Linked DNA regions of Homo sapiens: region 2 is linked to region 1. The links are chromatin contacts, found by Hi-C in ENCODE. All regions are on one chromosome and are shown on one strand. The core of a region is the stretch at or near the end of the contact, and the rest is flanking DNA. Distances in the headings are between cores, read along the strand shown. Region 1 holds the start of SIPA1 (signal-induced proliferation-associated 1). Region 2 holds the start of TM7SF2 (transmembrane 7 superfamily member 2).

Evidence for each region. A loop is a pair of places that touch in the nucleus more often than their neighbours do. Pooled maps may share reads with other maps.
Region 2: a loop to region 1 is called in a pooled map, with 4 times the contacts of the local background. The contact joins the promoter of TM7SF2 here to the promoter of SIPA1 in region 1. A Hi-C loop is called at or near these places in 4 of 50 pooled maps.

What each region holds. Positions count from the first base shown.
Region 1 is chr11:65,636,851-65,640,659 of GRCh38, forward strand. It overlaps SIPA1 (signal-induced proliferation-associated 1), which reads left to right and starts at 1,251. Exons shown (of 16, transcript NM_006747.4): 1 at 1,251-1,332. It overlaps PCNX3 (pecanex 3), which reads left to right. Exons shown (of 35, transcript NM_032223.4): 35 at 1-589. The coding sequence ends at 128. RefSeq lists enhancers at 72-862, 1,814-1,883 and a silencer at 1,094-1,463.
Region 2 is chr11:65,110,036-65,114,957 of GRCh38, forward strand. It overlaps TM7SF2 (transmembrane 7 superfamily member 2), which reads left to right and starts at 1,837. Exons shown (of 10, transcript NM_003273.6): 1 at 1,837-2,032; 2 at 2,480-2,676; 3 at 2,776-2,830; 4 at 3,185-3,379; 5 at 3,456-3,559; 6 at 4,678-4,797; 7 at 4,878-4,922. The coding sequence starts at 1,981. VPS51 (VPS51 subunit of GARP complex) reads left to right here. Exons shown (of 10, transcript NM_013265.4): 8 at 447-568; 9 at 659-746; 10 at 1,292-1,827. The coding sequence ends at 1,552. RefSeq lists enhancers at 92-1,019, 1,020-1,945, 1,642-1,936, 1,859-1,968, 2,039-2,088 and silencers at 778-953, 2,219-2,648.

The DNA.
Region 1 (3,809 bases), core at 1-2,500:
ACATTCCTTGCTTGGACAGCAGTGCCCCTGAGAGTGGCACACCTATGGGTGCCCTGGGCGACTGGCCTGCCCCTATTGAGGAGCGTGAGAGCCCGGCAGCCCAGCCCCTGCTGGAACACCAGTACTGAGCTACCTGGCGCCCACTGGACCACCTCCTAGGATTCAGTAACGGACCTGCTCTGCTGCCTCTCTGCTGGACCACAGAACTGAGTGGCTTTGGCCTACATGTCTGAACCCTGACCTTTGGCTGCCTTGGCCAGAGTACCAAAACTGAGTGACCCAGACCTCTGACCTTGACCCCTGATCTCTCTCATCCCCAGTCCAGGGCCTGGGCTCCCCAGATGGAGGCAGTCAGCCTCCCAGCCAGGCCCTAAGAGCCAAACCATGGGCTGGTCCCACTTGGAGCCTGTGGCCAGGACCACCTCAGCCCCTGGGCCTGCACTGCCTGCAGGTGTGGCCCCCTTGGCCTGGACCTGGGGCCTGAATTGTGGGAAGGGTGGTTTCTTTCTTTCCTTTTTTTTCTTTTCTTTTTTTTTTTTTTTTTTGTGCTTCGGAGACATCAGAATTAATAACACTATTTTTGATTTTGGTTGGCAGTTTCTTTTTCTACCTGGGAATGGGTACATGATAGTACAGGCGGCTAAGTTGGGATGGACAAGCACGCAGAGGGGTGAAGGATGTGGGGCTGAAGTCTAGTAGAGATCAAGGGCAGACCAAGGTGGGGTTCAGGTAGAACCGGGTCCTCTTCACCGCATGGCTGCTCCCTTTTCAAGCCTTTATCTGAAGGGTATTGTCTGCCATTTCCCACCATATGGTCAGACTTCCAGGTCTGGTGGCTCCTACATTTATCAGGCTTGTTCTTGGCCAAAGCCTTTCTCTGCACCTCAGCTGCTCCAGGGCGTAAAGAGATGACACCTATCTAAGGTGTTTTTAGAATAAATGAGAGCGCGCTAGTGGAATGGTTGCCCAGGGCCCAGTGCTTAGCAAGTGCTCCATAAAATAGTGGCAGACTCTTGAGCACCTGCTGGCCGGGAGCTGGACGCTAGGTGGCCTCCGCTAGCCCTCCCGGTTGGTCTGGAAGGCAGGCACAAGTTTCTCAGGAGAGGAAATGGCCTTAGAATGAGCACTGCTCGGTGCTGACCTCCGCCAGGCCTGGAATCCCCGCTGCTGCGCTTCCCGCCGCAGACAGCTCCCGGCCGGCCCCGCCTCCCGGCATGGCCCCGCCTCCCAGCATGGCCCCGCCCCCAGGCGGAGCCGGCGCCGGGAGCGGTAGCGGGAGAGCGGCAGCGGGACCCCAGCGCGGGCGGCGGCGGCTGGGCGGGAGCCCCAGAGGTACTGGCGGGAGCAGGGGACGGGAGGCACTACTGTCGGGCCCGACAGGGGAGAGGTGGCCTAGCCGTGGGCCCGGGTGATGTGTATGGGAGTGGGGTCCTCGCCACGTTCGCCGCCAGCACCCTCCCAACTTCCCTCCGGGCTCCAGCTCAGTCCCGAGTCAATATGTCCAGCCCCCTGTCTCTGACCAGCCGTTCCTACTCTCTCTGTGTGACGGCTTAGCCTGGCCAGCCAGCCGGTGAGTGGAAGCGGCGGCTCCTGACTCCTGGTGGCGGCACTGTGACCCCCTCCCCCTCAACACTGCAAGTGTGTGCGGGGCTCCCCCTTATTCTGAGGCTCCTCTTCTTCTTAGGCGGCCTCCACCCCAGTCCCTGGCCTGGCCTGGGAGGAAACATCTGTCGCGCCCCCTGGCAGCCGAAATGGGGTCATGACCTCCAGATGTGCTGGGAAGTGGCCAGCTCCTCCTCCTGGGGCAGCCAGGCCTTCCGGATCTGTGGGGGCGGGGCCGGCCCTTTCCCCCCACCCCTAGTGACACAGGCCCGGAGGAATGTCCTAGCCTCAATGGACCCTGTGTGAAGCTTCAGGGTGGGGGGCAGAGCCCGAGAACACCCCTCAAGGCAGCGCCAGAGCCTGGCACTGGGCCACAGCAAGAGGCAGCGCACAGGCTGGGTGCACACATGCACAGATCTCACTTCCAAGCGTGCAGAGCTCAGCCCACAAGGAGCGGGGCTTGCACAGACCCCCTCCCTCATGCCCTCCTACTCCTTCACACACTATAGCCCAGGCCCGAGCGCTGAATGTGCCCAGAGCTTGGCTCATGGAGCCAGGGGCTACACCCGTCACACACACACATAGCTAGCGACACTCACCTCATTCTTCTCAGTCTCTCAGCAGCCTTGGGAGGGGACAGAAATAATTAAACCCAATTTTTTTCTTTGTTTTTTTGGAGACAGTCTCACTCTGTCCCGCAGGCTGGAGTTCAGTGGCGCGATCTCGGCTCACTGCAACCTCTGCCTCCCAGGTTTAAGCGATTCTCCTGCCTCAGCCTCCTGAGTGGCTGGGACTACAGGTGCGCACCACCACACCCGGCTAATTTTTATGTTTTTAGTAGAGACAGGGTTTCACCATGTTAGCTAGGCTGGTCTTGAACTCCTGACCTCAGGTGATCCCCCCGCCTTGGCCTCCCAAAGTGCTGGGATTACAGGCCACAGCCACCGCACCCGGCCAGTTAACCCCATTTTAGAGATGAGAAAACAGAGGCTCAAGGTCAGCATGGGAGTTTATTCAGGAGAAATCAAGGTAGAAGCACCTGGGCTGGGGAGCCGACTCTTGCTTGGTTCTGGAGGCCCCAGACGAAGGGTGTGTGGAGCCCCTCCTCCACCCCCCTCCGGCCCAGCCCCGCATGATGTTGCTGGATGCTGCATGAAGACCCACCATTAGATGCCTGTACCCCCAGTGGAGGTTCCCCAGCTCCCTGTCCTCACTGCCTACTCCATCCAGGGCTTGCCTGGGTGTGGCTTCCCTCAAGTTCTCACACCACCATTTGCACCTGCCTCTGGCGTCACGTTTCCGCACTTAGCAGGTCCCTGGGGCTTTGGGTGTCTCAATCTTGCATCCTGTGAGACCTTGAACCTCAGCCCAACACCCACCCCCCAAAACCTACGCACACAGACAGCAGTGGGCAGGTGCAGCCCTGCTTAGGGCCTGGAGATGGGCAGACCCAGGCTCACATCCTAGCTCTGACACGGAATTGCTTCAGGCAAGAGCATCTCCTCTGGACCTCATCTGACCATCTGTCACATGGGGTTCAGACCTCCCTGTCTGCATCAGTGAGACCAGGTAGGCAGAGGTCCCTATGGGTCCCTGTCATTGTGACTCCTCTTGCCCCCAAGCCTGGGCACAGTAGCCTGCAAGAAGGTGAGTTGGCCTGTCCTTCAGGGCAGGGTGACTGGGGTCCCATGACAGCTGCTGTGACCCCAGCACCTTCCTCAGGATGTGGGGGCCTGGCAGAGGGCTGGGCCCACAGTTGGGGCTACTTCCTGTGCTGAAGGAAGTCCTCTTGCCATTCCTGCTGCCCTGCCGCTGCCTCCCTGGGAACCCATGTGTCCTTGTGGTATTGAGGCCTTGAGGTCCAGGGCACTGAGATCAGACCTCTCTGGGTGATCAGCTCTCCAGGGACCCTGAAGGAAGTGGGAGGGGCAAGGAGGAAGGTCTCTGGGGACAGGACGTCCTCCCTTTGTTAAGTGGGCAGGACCCAGACACCAGTGGCCCCTGGGTTTCCCGTCCCAGCCAATACAAGTCATCTGTCCGGTTGGGCTAGGTCCTGGTGGGACCCTTACTCTGGGCCCAGGCCAAAGCTAAGGTGTGTGGGTGGCGACTGGGGGACCCTGGCAGTCCCAGGGCTGCCCAGGCTCCAGGACCCTCAGGACCAAGACCCAACAGCCCAGCCTCTAGCCTTGCCCAGCTAAGCTGGGGAG
Region 2 (4,922 bases), core at 587-3,086, 530 kb before region 1:
TGTGTATCTGGGCTTCTCACGGGGCCAGTTCTGTAGCCAGGGCGTCCGTGAGGGAACCCCAGGGGAACAAGTCTCCAAGGATGAAGACCAAACGGGCTGGGGAGTGCCTATGTCCACGGTCTTGTTCCTTCTCAGCCCAGGATTATGACATCTTCGCCCCTATTTTACCTGTGGAGAAGCAGAGGCTCAGGGTTACCCAGGAAGTCAGGGCAGGGTTGGTGCTGGTGCTGAAGATTAGACCTCAGACCAACTCTTGTATCCTGCCTTTGCCCCACTCCACTGGTTCTATAAATAGCGACCATGTACCTACTAAATAGCGGGCCCCGCGGTGATTACCCTGTGATCCTTGTGATGCTTGAGTAGCTGACTTAGGGCATCCTCAGCACCGATGGGCTGGTGGTTTCCCCTGACTCGGGCCTCCTTGCAGTACCTCTTTTTACCACCAGGTGGGGCTCCTGTACGAAGAGGGTGTTCGCAAGGCCCAGAGCAGCGACTCCAGCAAGAGGACTTTCTCCGTGTACAGCAGCTCTCGGCAGCAGGGCCGCTACGCCCCCAGCTATACCCCCAGGTCTGGCTGGTCAGGGGAGCCCCAGGGGGAAGGGACAAAAGAGGGCGAGGGTGCAGGGCGGGCTCTGATTCCTTGTCTTCCCCAATCCAGTGCCCCGATGGACACCAACCTCTTGAGCAATATCCAGAAGCTATTCTCTGAACGTATTGATGTGTTCAGCCCTGTGGAGTTCAACAAGGTCCGACTTCCAACGTGACTCAGACTTCCAGGGATCCCGGGGAGGGTTGGCTGGAGCAGCCCCACACCTGCCCAAGGAGCCCCAGGACTCTGTGACCAACTGGGGGTGACCCTGACCCTCCAGTCTCTGTCTCTAGGGCTGTTTTTAGGTAGTACAGAGTGCCCTGCCTCCAAATCCCACAGCCCTTGTCCCAGTCTTGGTGTATGCCCAGCCTGAGTCTGGGTGCTGACCTGGGATTACTGTTTGCCCTTGTCCTTATCCCCACAGTAGTCTTGGGTCCTCCCCAGGGTTTTCTGTTCACCCATGGTCCCTGCCCCGCCTCACTCCAAGCTCAGGGATGCCTCTGATTGCTGGGCCCTACCTGTCCCCTGCCCTCCAGATGACGGCGCTAATATTGTATCCCTCCCTTCTTATCTGGCCCCGGAGACTTTCTGCCTCATCCCAGCTACTTCCATCGTATGTCTCCCGGGCCCCTGCTTGGAACTTGGGTGTCCCCCACACACACCTGCAGTCCCCAAGCTGCATCCCTGTGTCCCTGCCTGCAGGTGTCGGTGCTGACCGGCATCATCAAGATCAGCCTGAAGACGCTGCTGGAGTGTGTGCGGCTGCGCACCTTTGGGCGCTTCGGGCTGCAGCAGGTGCAAGTGGACTGCCACTTTCTGCAGCTCTACCTGTGGCGTTTTGTGGCCGACGAAGAACTCGTGCACTTGCTGCTGGACGAAGTGGTGGCCTCTGCTGCCCTGCGCTGCCCAGACCCTGTGCCCATGGAGCCCAGTGTGGTTGAGGTCATCTGCGAGCGCGGCTAGGCGCAGCCGCTGCCATGCACCGGTCTGTCCCTGCACCCCATGGCACCCAGGATCTGGTCTCGGTGGTCCTTCCCCGCAGGCAGGTGTCAGGACCGGCCTAATAAACATGTGTGGCCTCCTCCTCTCGCTTGCTGGGCGGGCCTTTCCGGGGGCGGGGTTTTGAAGCTGAGGCTTCTGAGGCGCCCGCGTCGGGTCCGCCCCCGAGCGCCGATTGGCTGGTGTGCTGGGCCCAGCATGGGCAGGGGGCGGTTCCACTTAAAAACCCTGGGACGAGAGCGGTCCTTGTCTGCGTTCCGTGTCCAGGCAGGTGCAGGCGCCGCGGGGCCGGATCCTCCGCGCGGCCGAGTCCATCTCCTGGGAAATGGGGCGGACAGTGTTTCCTTGACTGACTATTGTGAGCGCCCTCTCTCTCCGGCGGAGCGGAGACCATGGCCCCCACTCAGGGCCCCCGGGCCCCGCTGGAATTCGGAGGGCCCCTGGGTAATGGGGCAGAGAGATGGGACCTGGGGCAAAGGCTAAGCGAAGGAGAGCTGGAGCGGGTGAACTAAGAGCGGGGGCGAGATCTGAGGATGGAAGGCTTTGGGGGTGTCGGAGGCAGAGGGACCCGGGGGTTTGCAGCGAAGGGTGTCTGGAGAGGGAGAGCTGAGGAGGGGCCGGTTCTGGGGGCTGCAGAACGGGGATTTATGGTGTCGACTGGGAGCAGGAGGAGGGTCTTCGAGGGGCCTGGGGGCGGGGGACTAAGATGGACGCCTGGGAAGGGAACTGGGAGGCAGCGGGGTGCCTGGGGGCCGAGGGCTGAGGACGGGGTGCGGAGGCGCACTCTGGGAATGCCGAGAGGGTCCCGCAGAGACGTCAGGGCGCCCGTGCGGGCCGGCGGGGAGCTGGGGGGCTAGGGGCGGACGCCCGACGTGATGGCCCTTCCCGCAGGCGCCGCGGCTCTGCTACTGCTGCTGCCCGCCACCATGTTCCACCTGCTCCTGGCGGCCCGTTCGGGCCCCGCGCGCCTGCTGGGTCCACCCGCGTCCCTGCCGGGGCTGGAGGTGCTGTGGAGCCCACGGGCGCTGCTGCTGTGGCTCGCCTGGCTCGGCCTGCAGGCGGCGCTCTACCTACTGCCGGCGCGCAAGGTGCGGGCCCCGCTCGCGGACGCTCGGGGGAGGGAAGCGAATGGGCTCGGCGAGGGAAAGGACGCCCCGGGCCTTATCAGAGCCCCCTTGGACCCGCAGGTGGCCGAGGGGCAGGAATTGAAGGACAAGAGTCGCCTGCGCTATCCTATTAACGGTGCCTAGGGGACGGGCCCTCGCGCTGGAGTTAAGCGGCCGGGGGTGGAGCTCCAGGCCTAGCGGGGAGGTCCACGGAGATTGGCCCCCACCCCAGGCTCCTTTGTGTGCCTCTGTTACGCCCAGGACAGACGCCGGGGGCTCTCCCTATGCCCCTCGTCCCCACAGCCTTACCCCATTTACTGCTACTCCGTGCACCACAGCAGTGGCTGGGGTGATCCTCTGAAGGCCAGGGTGGCAGCCTAATGCTTGGGGCAGGGTCTGTGGCCCCCCTGAGTTTTGGGCTCTGCGTGTGTTTGCGGGGTGGGGATGTGGAGGCGCGCAGCCCCAGGGCTCACTGTGCGCTGTGGTTCAGGCTTCCAGGCCCTGGTGCTGACAGCCCTGTTGGTGGGGCTGGGGATGTCAGCGGGGCTGCCTCTGGGGGCGCTCCCGGAAATGCTCCTGCCCTTGGCGTTTGTCGCCACCCTCACCGCTTTCATCTTCAGCCTCTTTCTCTACATGAAGGCGCAGGTAGCCCCAGTTTCGGCCCTGGCACCTGGGGGGAACTCAGGTGAGAGGGGTCCTGGGGTGGAGACGGAGGCAGATTGGGGCGTCTGCCTGTACATTCACTCTCCAATATTCTCCAGGCAATCCGATTTACGACTTTTTTCTGGGACGAGAGCTCAACCCTCGTATCTGTTTCTTCGACTTCAAATATTTCTGTGAACTGCGACCCGGCCTCATCGGCTGGGTATGTTGGGCTTGACTGAGCTGGCCTCAGGCCAGGGGGAGGGTTAGGGTGGGTGAGCAGCGCTTGGGCAGGGCAGGGCCAAAACTGTGCAGATGCGAGTCATTAACCATTCATATTCCACAAACATTTGTTCAATCCACCTGTGCCTAGGTACTGGGAGACAAAAATAAAGTTAGAGGCAAAAAAGCATCTTTGCTGCAGAGAGCCTACATTCTGGTGGGAAAGACAGAAAAAAATAAGTAAAATATATACAGCATGTCAGGGATGACGTTAGGAGAGCACGTGCAATTCTCAACAGCAGTCAAGCACAGAATCTATTTCCAGGGAGTGACCGCATGCTGCTTGATGGTCAAGGCAGTGCAGAACCTGAAATTGATCGCTGGGGTTAGCAACCTACCCGTCACTAGTGGCCTTGACAACATTCCAACTGTGATCTCTGGTTCTGTGGCCAAGATTACCCAAAGAAACTCTTGGGCAAGGCCTCTCCTGTTGCCCTGGAAATTATCTTACCCGAGGCAGGAGTGCCAGGTGCCCACCCTGGGTCTGGGTCCTGGCCTGATGACAGGCACATCTGAGGACACTTCCTCATCTTTGAGATGTGATAAAATTAAAGCTTTCTCCTAAGATTACTGGGAAGATTAGAAGAGGTAATCTTTATGATAGAACAGAGCTCAGTGTCAAATGCAGGCGCCCAGCACAGGCTTGCTCCGGCTAGCCACACTGAGCACGTACCACTTGCCAGGGACGCTATGGAGGGCTTCAAACACGATGATGCCATTGAGTCATGACAGGCCCATGATTATCCCCATTTTTCACACAGGGGTGGGGGAAAGTAGGCTGTGGAGAGGGCAAGCAACCTGCCCAAGTGATGATGCTGAGATCTGAAAACAGGTCTGTTTGAGCACTGAAGCCTTAGCCCGAAAGGGCTTAGGACAGACAAGGCAAGAAGAAACAGGCTGCGGGCACCTCCCTGTCCACAGTCTCTGTCCTTGGGTCTAGGGCCTGGATCCACTTAAGAGCTGGAGTGTAACTGACAGTTGAGAAGGGCAGAGGCTGGCCACTGCTCTGCCCAAGGCTGCCACTTCTGTGGAGACTATTGCCTTGTTCCCTCTCCCCAGGTCCTCATCAACCTGGCCCTGTTGATGAAGGAGGCAGAGCTTCGAGGCAGTCCCTCACTGGCCATGTGGCTGGTCAATGGCTTCCAGTTGCTCTACGTGGGTGATGCCCTCTGGCACGAGGTGAGGCTGGACTGGACGAGGGTGGGTGTCTGAGGGCCGCATAGGGACTAAGCCAGTGTGTCTGGGTCTTGTCCCTGCAGGAGGCCGTCCTCACCACCATGGATATCACACATGACGGGTTTGGC